Regions from separate parts of the Homo sapiens genome. Here region 1 is linked to region 2. Evidence: chromatin contacts called from ENCODE Hi-C or POLR2A ChIA-PET data. All regions are on one chromosome and are shown on one strand. The core of a region is the stretch at or near the end of the contact, and the rest is flanking DNA. Distances in the headings are between cores, read along the strand shown.

Region 1 (5,165 bases), core at 311-2,810, 7.2 Mb before region 2:
GTTGAGGATATAGCAGTGAACAATTCAGAATATAGTCCCTGCCCCATGCAGCTTCCAGTCTAGTGCAAGGAAAGACATTTAAAAAATGATTTTACACACACACACACACACACAAATTGCAAAATATGGTAAGTGCCACAAAGGAATAATTTGCATTGCTAGGAATACAAGAAGTGGCTTGATTTAGATTAAATGACTAGGGAAGGCTTCTTTTGAAAAGTATCAATAATTGGTTAATTACTTAACTGAAGAATGAGGGCCTGGTGCAGTGGCTCAGGCCTATAACCCCAGCACTTTGGGAGGCCAAGGTGGGAGGATTGCTTGAGGCCAGGAGTTCAAGACCAGCCTGGGCAACATAGTGAGACCCTGTCTCTATTTAAAAAAAAAAAAAAAAGAATGAGGAAACAGGGTGAAAGGGGAATTGTTCAAGATTACTGGGAAAGTCACTATCTATCCACTCACCAACCATTTCAAGTTATTTTCATCGGGCTCTCTCACAAGGGCCTGCAGAGGAAGGAGCAACACTGAGTTGAGGAGGGGAAGGTTAATTTCATTGCTTAAGCTCTGCCAAGATTATCTAAGTGTTTGGTGATTGCTATGTGCTTTAAGAAAGGCAGCCAAGGGGCCGGTGCTGTGGCTCACGCCTGTAATCCCAGCAGTTTGGAAGGCCGGGGTGGGCAGATCACGAGGTCAGGAGATTGAGACCATCCTGGCCAACATGGTGAAACCCCGTCTCTACTAAACATACAAAAATTACCCGGGTGTGGTGGCGCAAGGCCGAGGCAGAAGAATCGCTTAAACCCAGAAGGTGAAGGTTGCAGTGAGCTGAGATCGGGCCACTGCACTCCAGCCTGGCGACAGAGGCACCATTTCAAAAAAAAAAAAAAAGAAAGGCAGCCAGGGTTATGCAGAGAGCCCTCATCTAGTTGGCAGGAGCTGCAGACCCCCACTCCAGTTGAAAGACATTGTCAATACTTAATTACTTTGGGAGAGTCCTTTCCTCTTGCTGGCCCTCAGTTTTCTGACCACAGGTGCCTTTGAGTCCTAATGGTAATAAAAGACCAATAGGTGAGAGACTGGAGTGGGAGTGCTGTTGACCACTGGCTCATGGGAATGAGTTATTTGCTTCAAACTAAGTCTGCAAATTACTGTTTGCCTTGAGATTCCGCACGTAGTATTTTTCCAAAGCAAGGCAGCACTCAGTTATCTGAGTTTCAACTTAAGGTCAAATCCCAAAGTTTTGGGGTCATTATTCTAGAAAAGCAAACACGAGGTTAGGAACTTTGAGGATTCCTGAGTGGCTGTATTCATTTCCATCTCCCGCGTAAATTAACGGACTAGGGCCCGCTTTGGCCCTCAACAAAGATGGCACCCGCCCTCGCCTCTCCCTAAGTGCCCTCACAAAAAATGGCAGCCGGCCTTTTTTTGTCTCTTATTTTTGCTTGGCTTAAGCACGGATGCTTTGCCCTTAGTTAAGATGGCACCTATCCCCGCTTCCCTGCCCGTCCTCTGGCGCCAGCCGGTCGGCTTCACTGCGTGCGCCTCCGTGACCCCGCCTCGTTTCCGTAGGAAGAAGCGCCGGGAAAGATGGCGGCGTCTGTGGTTTGAATTCCAGCGGCGCCGCCAGAGTCTGAACAAGAGCTGGGGTGGAGGGGGCGGGGACCTGGGGAGCCCGGCGGGTCGCTATCGCGGGGGGTACTAGTGGCGCCGCCGCCACAGACACCAACGCTGTCGCCACCTCTGTAGCCATGATGGACTTGGTGTTGGAAGAGGACGTCACCGTCCCTGGGACGCTCAGCGGCTGCAGGTGCGGCCGGGGCATTGGTGGTCGTGGTAACCGGGCCGGGGTTCCAGCTGGTGGGATTTCGTTCTAACGCGGCCTTGGGGTTTGCTCTTGAGGGTGTCTGGCCAGGGGCAGTGTGTGGGGTGGGTTCCTTCGGAGAGGGTCTCTGGGGGGCCCACCACCTGACACTCTGGAGGGCTGGGAGCCGCGACCTGCACCACAATTGCCAGTAGCATTGCGCCATGTACTTTGTAGAGCGTGTGAAGAACAGGTAAGGAGTTTTCTGAAAGAGTAGGACGAGGGTGGGGCCACTTGGAGTATCCCGTTAGTGGGGATTGGTGGAGAACAGGGACCTTGAGGGCACCTGATGGTTCCTTCTGGTTTGAGAGTTTGTTTTCATTATGGAGAGAGTGTAGCCGGTATGCCCAGACTTTGCTTTTTGGGTCACATAGTGGCCACCCAGGAGGCAATGGAGTGCAATGATTAAGAACCTTGGCTAGAGTTGGACAAAACTGGATTCAAATCCAGCCCTGTAAACTGACTAGCTGTGTGACCTTGGTAAAGTGATTTCACCGGCTTTCCCATCTGTAAAATGGGCTAGTAATATCCACCCAACAGAGTTGGGGTGAGGATTAAAAGAGGTGATGCCTGTCGAGCCATTTGCTTGGCAGGTGTAGTGCCTGCCACATAATCAGTGCTTAAAAAATGATCTTGTGTTGCCATTAGTGTCATTATTACTACTGTCATCAAAGGTGATATGAATCAGGGAATAATGGCCAAGAGTGGCCTCCCATGGACCTGCCCCAAGAGACTGTGGGAGTCCCCATTGCTGGTGGAGCTGGGGTCTGGTAGGAAGGCCTAACAGAGCGCAACTCTGCTCCACGGCTGGCCCCTGTGGTTGTCCTAGACTCCTGGTTGGAGAGTGAGTAGAGGGAAGAGGAGGAGAGCCCTGACGGAGAACCTGCACTGTTTATCCAGCTCTACTATGGACAAGCTGCTGCTTTTAGTCAACAGATCCTAATTGAAAGGGTGACCATGTTATTTATTGTGCTAACTGGGACACTTAAGAGTGAAAAGAGCCAGGTGCGGTGGCTCACCTGTGTAATCCTAGCCCTTGGGGAGGCCGAGGTGGGCCGATTTCTTGAGCTCAGGAGTGTGAGATCAGCCTGGGCAACATGGTGAAATCCTATCTCTACAAAAACTACAAAGATTAGCCAGGCGTGGTGGCATGCACTTGTAGTCCCAGCCGCTCGGGAGGCTGAGGCAGGAGGATTGCATGAGCCCGGAAGGTTGATGCTGCAGTGAGCTGTGTTCATGCCACTGCACTGTAGCCTGGGTGACAAAGTGAGACTCTATCTTTAAAAAAAAAAAAAAGGAAAGTGAAAATAATTAATATTTATGCCCGGGCAGCAGACATAAAGAGGGCCTATCTTGGGTAAACCTGGACAAATGGTTTTTCTGTTTATTGAGAACCTTCATGTATGAGGCACAGACTAAGATGCTTTGCAGTTCCTGTCTAATTGGGTCCTGTGATATTTCATCATGCCCTTTTCTATCTATTTTACATCCACTGCCCCAATATATTGGGAGTATGGCTTCTCTCTTGTATTGTCCTTTGCACCTCTAATAGTTTTTTATACTACAATTTGAAAACTATTTTTTATTTATTTATTTTTTTGAGACGGAGTCTTGCTTTGTGACCAGGCTGGAGTGCAGTGGCGCGATCTCGGCTCACTTCAACCTCCGCCTCCCGGGTTCAAGCAATTCTCCTGCCTGAGCCTCCGGAGTAGCTGGGATTACAGGAGTGCACCACCGTGCGTGGCTAATTTTTGTATTTTAGTAGAGACGGGATTTCACCATGTTGGCCAGGATGGTCTCCATCTCCTGATCTCATGATCTGCTCTCCTTGGCCTCCCAAAGTTCTGGGATTACAGGCGTGAGCCACCGCGCCCGGCGTGAGAACTATTTTTTAAATATAAATCTGCTCTTCACAGTCTGCTGCTTTATACTTTTAATGCTGCTTATTGCTGTTATCATAACTTCCATTATTATTCTCTCAGATAGCCATTCTTATTTCAGTGCTTTTTGGCCAGACACTTGGGTTTTGGGGTCCCAGGCCTAGCTGGGTTTTAATCCCAGTTCTGCTACTTAACAACCCCTTGATCTGGGGCAAGTCACTCATCATCTGTGAGCCTCAGTGTTTATCATCTGTAAAAGGGGTTGGTATAAAGCCTAGGGTTGGCATAAGGATTAAAATGAATCTTAAAAAGTTTAGCTCAGTGTCTGACCCAGAGTAACTACTCAACAGATCAGCAAATATTCTCCTTTCCCTCATCTCCCTGCCTTTGCAGGACGTAGATACTGCATACATTCCATCTTAACCATTTTAAAGCATGGTTCAGTTGTATTAAATATATTTGTATTATTGCTCAACGGTCACCACTATCTATCTTCGTAACTCTCCATCTTGCAAAACAGAAACTGTGTCCCTGTTAAAACAGTAACTCCCTATTCCCCCCTTCTCCCAGCCTCTGACAATCACCATTCTACTTTCTGTCTCTATGATTTTTTTTTTTTTTTTTTGAGACAGGGTCTCGCTTTGTTGCCCAGGCTGGAGTGCAGTGGAGTGATCTTGGCTCACTGCAACCTCCGCCTCCAGAGTTCAAGCAATTCTCATGGTTCAGCCACTTAGTGGCCGGGACTACAGGCATGCCCCACTACGCCTGGCTAATTTTTGTATTTTTGGTAGAGACGGGGTTTCACCAGGTTGACCAGGCTGGTCTTGAACTCCTGGCCTCAAGTGTTGTGCCTGCCTCGGCCTCCCAGAGTGCTGGGATTATAGGTATGTGCCATTGCGCCCAGCCTGTCTCTATGATTTTGACTACTCTAAGTGTCGCGTATAAGTAGAATCATACACTATTTGTCCTTCTGTGACTGGTTTATTTAACTTAGCATTATGTCCTCAAGGTTCATGCGTGTTGTAGTATGTGTCAGAATTTCTTTCCTTTTTAAGGCTTTTGTTTTTAATTTTTTTTAGAGACAGTCTTGCTCTGTTACCCATGCTGGTCTTAAATTCCTGGGCTCAAGTGATCCTCCTGCTTCTGCCTTGCTAAGAGCTGGGATTACAGACACAAGCCACTGTGCCTGCCCTTCACTGATATTTTTATTGTCCTTTTGATTATAGCCATCCTTTGGGTGTGACATGGTAGGTATCTCATTGTGGTCTTTTTTTTTTTGTCGTTGAGACAGAGTCTCACTCCCTTGCCCAGGCTGGAGTGCAGTGGCGCAATTTCGGCTCACCGCAACCTCTGCCTCGTGGGTTCAAGCGGTTCTGGTGCCTCAGCCTCCCAAGTAGCTGGGACTACAGGCACGTGCCACCATG
Region 2 (5,265 bases), core at 184-2,683:
ATTGTTTTCCCAATCCGTAAAGTGAGAATAGTAACATCGTTGCTGTCAAGATTAGATAAATGAATGTAAAATGCATGGTACTGTCCCTGACTCTTTAATGCACAGCAAACATTATTTGCTTTCTATCCCCTTCCTTGTTGAATACAGATCAGAACTCCAGTAGCTGGAAACTAAGCAGTGTCATATTTCCCTAGCCTTACGCCGCTAGGCCCCTTAAATTTAAAATATAAAGTATACAACAGGTTTGGGGTACAGATTTTGAGAAATTTAAAAAAAAATTTTTTTTTGAGACAGAGTCTCCCTCTGTCACCCAGGCTGGAATGCAGTGGCATGATCTCAGCCCATTACAACCTCCGCCTCCCGGGTTCAAGCGATTCTCCTGCCTCAGCCTCCCGAGTAGCTGGGATTACAGGAGCCCGCCACCACGCCCGGCTAATTTTTTGTATTTTTAGTAGAGACAGGGTTTCACCATGTTGGTCAGGCTGGTCTTGAACTCCTGACCTCAAGAGATCCGCCCGCCTTGGCCTCCCAAAGTGCTGGGATTACAGGCGTGAGCCACCGAACCGGGCTGAGAAATAAAATCTGAGAATAAGTGTAATGTAACCCACTAGTGTCCTCTACATTTGAAAGTCAACTTTTCAATAATCCCTGAAGAACCACCTGAAAGGCATTGCTTCGCTAGGGCGATGATGCCCGATCGCCATTTTACTCATCCAATCCTACTGGTTTACCCAGGCCCCATAAGCCTCACCAGATCCCTCTTGCCTCTGCACATCTCCAATCTCCATAAAGACCTTTGATCGGATCTATCATTGTACCTATCATAGGTCTGATGCCCCTATCAAGACTTGGAGTTTTCCTAAACGCCCATGTCTTTCACATCACATCTCTCAACTCATAGCATTGCCGTACCCTGAGAAATAAATGAAGCTGGTACAAATTTTCTCTGAAAACTTGGAAGCCTGGCGCTGAACTCAACAACTTTAGCTTAGTCCGCAAAAATGGACTTAGCTAATACTGTGTTAGGCATAATGGTGCTGTTTTAACGGCTTTGACATCCAATTATTCTTTCACCAAGCCATTAACCAGAGCCAAGTTTGCCCTAGGCTGGGCAAAGGAATGCTGTGAAGTGAAACCTGGGCTGTAACCGCCTCCGAGGCCGGCTCACACCCAGGGACCCTCCCAAGCGGTTCCTGCGCCCCCTCGTGGCCTCCCTCCTGCAGTTCGCTGCACAAGCGCAGGGCCCGGAGCGGGGACGGGCGGGCCCTCCAGGCCCTCGACACACCCAATTGGCCAGGCCTCGTTGCGTGTGGGCGGGGCCGCGGCTGGAGCGGAGGAGCCCCCCAGAAGACCGCCTTCAGGGGGCGTGGCCTGGACTGTGGAGGGGGCGGACCGTGGGGAAGCTGCTTCCGGGTGAGCCCCCCCCGCTCTTACGCGGTCTGTGGGAGACCGGAGCGGGAGACAGCGGTGACAGGAGCAGCGGCCGGGAGCCCTTAGGGAGGCAGGTGAGCGGGGGCTGGATGCGGGGAGATAGCGGGCCTGGAGGGCGGCTCCAGGGCGAGGCGGGGACTGTGGCACCAAGAGTCCTGCGTCCCCAGATTGTGCTGTGCGCCTGAAGCCCTGGCGGTGCAGCCGTGCACGGAGTCCCGTGGAGCGTTTGTTTGGGCTGGATTATCCCGCTGCAGCCGAGGTTGGGGGCCCGGGTTCGGGGCTCCGCACCTCTTCTCTGGGGTTCACCCTCTCGGATACCGCCTGGGCAGACTCCATCGATGCAGAACCCGAGGTGCGGGTGGTGGTTGGTGGGGGGGTAGGGAGGTGAAAACAATAACAGCCGTTTTGTACTAAGCGTTGCGTGCATTGACCATTCATTTATTTTATTTATTTATTTATTTTTGAGACGGAGTTTCGCTCTTGTTGCCCAGGCTGGAGTGCAATGGCGCGATCTCAGCTCACTGCAACCTCCGCCTCCCGGGTTCAAGCGATTCTCCTGCCTCAGCCTGCCAACTAGCTGGGATTACAGGCGTGTGCCACCACGCCTGCTAATTTTTGTATTTTTAGTAGAGATGGGGTTTCTCCCTGTTGGTCAGGCTAGTCTCGAACTCCCGAGCTCAGGTGATTCGCCCACCTCGGCCTCCCAAAGTGCTGGGATTACAGGCGTGAGCCACCACGCCCGGCCTGACCCATTCATTTCTTACAACAACCCATTGAGGTCGGTTCTAGTCCCCATTTACTAAACGAAGAAACTGAGGTCACACAACTAGAAAGCTACAGAACTAGGATTTGTACCCACATCTATCAGACTCCAGAGCCCACATACTTAACCATCCTGCTACCAACAGCAGCCAGGCCCAGAGTCTGGCTCACCCAAAGCTCTCCACAAGCCCAACCTGCTGGGAAACAGATTTGATATCTATCCTTAAAGTATGGAGGTGTCATGGTGGGCACTGAGGACTGGGCTGCTGGAGACCTTCCCCCAGATCTGCCGCTGACCCACTGCGTGATCCTGGGCCTGTGTCTACCCCTCTCTGAGCCCAGTTTCACCCTTGTTTCAGTGATACAATCAGCAAACTTTAAGAAGACTCTTAGCCAAGATATTCTAGGATTCTGGGAATGGCAGCTTCTCCTACGTCTAAATGGCTAACCCCAGAGGCGATCAGGCTCTTCAAAGCCCCAGGGCAAGGCTGGGGTCTCATTCTTCTCTTTAATCCCTGTGTCTAGCACTTCAGCAGGCCCATAGTAGATATTCAAGAAATGTGGGTTGGCTGAATAAACACTTCATCTCTTTTCAGAACTGCATGACAGCTGCTCTCCTGGGCCTTTGTGGGGCTTTGGATTTCTCAGTTCTGGCCACCTTCTATCTAGCTGGCTCTCCTGACTGCCTCCTCCCTGGCCAGTGGCAGAGCCTGCCAGGGCTGGCAGCAGGTCCTAAGCCTCTGTGCGAAGACCCACAGCCTCTGGAATCCTCAGCATAGTACAACTTGCAGGGGTGGGGGGTGGCACATGAAGCTCATAGCCCCTCCTGGTAGCAGTGCTCAGGGCCCAACTTCAGTTACTCCCAGTTTGGGGATGTTGCCTTCCATGGGAGGAGATACTTTCATATTAAATCTGAAACACTTCTTATCCTTCACTGTCCCCTCTTCCATGAAACCACCCTTGACTCAGAGACACAGTCCCTCTGACAGCACCTGGTCCACCCCTCTACTCTGGCAGCCCGGTGGTGATTATTTTGTTTTTCCTCCACCACATAACCTGCTGGAAGGCAGGGACTCCACTTCAGAAATCTTGGAAAACCCTGTGGCCCACAAGGGTTTGAGCTCATATTCCCATCTGGTGAGGTGCAGAAGGCACAGAGCTGTGCCAGGACATCTCGTTCCAACCCAGCCCCACTCCTAATAGTAATAAAAGTAGCTACATGTTTACTGTGCAGCTACTTGGTGCCAGACACCTACCTTATCCCTATCAATAATCTCCACAGCCTTGCAAGTTAGAGATATCATGCCTATTTTGTAGATTATGAAATGAACACTGAAAGGTCAATTACTTTGCCCAAAATTACACAGCAGAGCATAGACCAAACCTGGGACTGTCTGACCCTGAAACATGGATCTTTCTGCACCGCCCTATACTCTGCGTCCCAGCAAAGCTAACCTGTCTGATGTGGTTGGGCAGAGGTGCTGGACCTCCTGGCGGCTCGCTCCTGTCTTCAGTGTGGTAATGTCACAGGCATTTAAATTGTGGTTTGCAAGCTCGCTTGATTTGGGAGAAGTGCCCTCCCAGTCTGTGAAATTCTCCCAAACTCTAAGGGCCTTTTTGCAAAGCAAAACCCACCCTGCATTTGGCTCTGCCAATATGTGATTCAGGGGGTGTTTTCCCACTCACAGAATGGAGTGGGAAACTCCACTTATTAAGTACCTCTTACAATGGAATGACTCTATGGTGTAGGTATCAGGGCACTGAAATAGAAGCCAGGAGCTGCAGGGTCAGTTTATAGCTCTGTATGTCACTCACTGTGATCTCCAAAAGTCCCGTTGCCTCTTTATACCCCATTTTCCACATTAAAGTGTAAGGGATTAAACAGGATTGGCAATTTTCAAGCTTTTAATATTTTCAGCACTGACAGCCGTTTCTCAAATCAAATCTGTCTCTGAATCTTAAAATTCAAAAACAGATCAAAGTGGACTGCTGTAGTGAGACTGTTCCCTTTACTCTAACCCTGCCCCGGTCTCAGGCTCCTAGGCAGTCCTGCCCCAGGGTTTCTGCTAAGCAGGAGCCAGTTGTTCCCTCAGCCTCCTAAAAGCGATGGGGAGTTGAGGCCAGTGGAATGCAGCTTTGGATTCAGAAGCCAGAAAACAACAGAGATTGTTTGTGGGAAGTGAGTCAGAGAGATTAGACCTCTCTTCAACATCTGACTAGACTCTAGAATGGCATTAAGCAAGTCACTGAACCGCTCAGAGCCTCTGTTTCCTTATCACTAAAAGTTAGGACAATTCTTGCAATGAAATGAGATACTACTACCAAGTACTTCAGTGCTGTGCCCAGCACAGAACGAATACACTCAGTATGTTTTTCTTTTGTTTCTTCTGTCTCTCCAGCACCCAAAGCAGAAACAGTATGGGCAGAGAGACGCCTACTGAATCAGGTGTTTATCAGTATTATGAAATACAGTATATAAAACCCAGCATTTGGAGTCCAGAACAAATTCAAATTCTGGCTCAGTCACTAAGTAGCTATGTGGTCTTGGGCAACTGGCTTACATTTTGGTAATTCTCTCAATATGCAAAAATATTCTCTCGGCCAGGTGCGGTGGCTCACGCCTGTAATCCCAGCACTTTGGGAGGCAGAGGCGGGCGGATCACTTGAAGTCAGGAGTTTGAGACCAGCCTGGCCAACATGGCGAAACCCTGTCTCTACTAAAAATACAAAAATTAGCCAAGCATGGTCATGCATGCCTGTAGTCCCATCTATTTGGGAGGCTGAGGCAGGAGAATCACTTGAACCCAGGAGGTGGAGGTTGCAGTGAGCCGAGATCGAACCACTGCACTCCAGCTTGGGTGACAGAGCCAGACTCTGTCTCAAAAAAAAAAAAAAAAAAAAAAGAAAAGGAAAAAAAACTCCTGGCAGACATGAGAGCAAAATCGAGTACGAAATGGGCAGCTGGGACCTCATATCTACTGAATAATTGTCTGTTTGGAGGTTGAGACATGACTGGGGAGGCCTGGCCTGCCCCTGTGTTAGGTGATGGGGCTGGCCCACCCAGGGGTGTGG

Evidence for each region. A loop is a pair of places that touch in the nucleus more often than their neighbours do. ChIA-PET counts read pairs that join two places held with the same protein, here RNA polymerase II (POLR2A). Pooled maps may share reads with other maps.
Region 1: a loop to region 2 is called in a pooled map, with 11 times the contacts of the local background. The contact joins the promoter of CDK5RAP2 here to the promoter of ALAD in region 2. A Hi-C loop is called at or near these places in 1 of 37 single-sample maps with no recorded cell type and 6 of 50 pooled maps. POLR2A ChIA-PET finds 5 or more read pairs at or near these places in 2 of 52 experiments (CD4-positive, alpha-beta T cell and activated T-cell).

What each region holds. Positions count from the first base shown.
Region 1 is chr9:120,576,562-120,581,726 of GRCh38, reverse strand. It overlaps CDK5RAP2 (CDK5 regulatory subunit associated protein 2), which reads left to right and starts at 1,560. Exons shown (of 38, transcript NM_018249.6): 1 at 1,560-1,807. The coding sequence starts at 1,749. RefSeq lists enhancers at 1,343-1,472, 1,326-1,888.
Region 2 is chr9:113,397,452-113,402,716 of GRCh38, reverse strand. It overlaps ALAD (aminolevulinate dehydratase), which reads left to right and starts at 1,433. Exons shown (of 12, transcript NM_000031.6): 1 at 1,433-1,505. RefSeq lists silencers at 1,122-1,481, 1,632-1,681 and an enhancer at 1,697-2,277.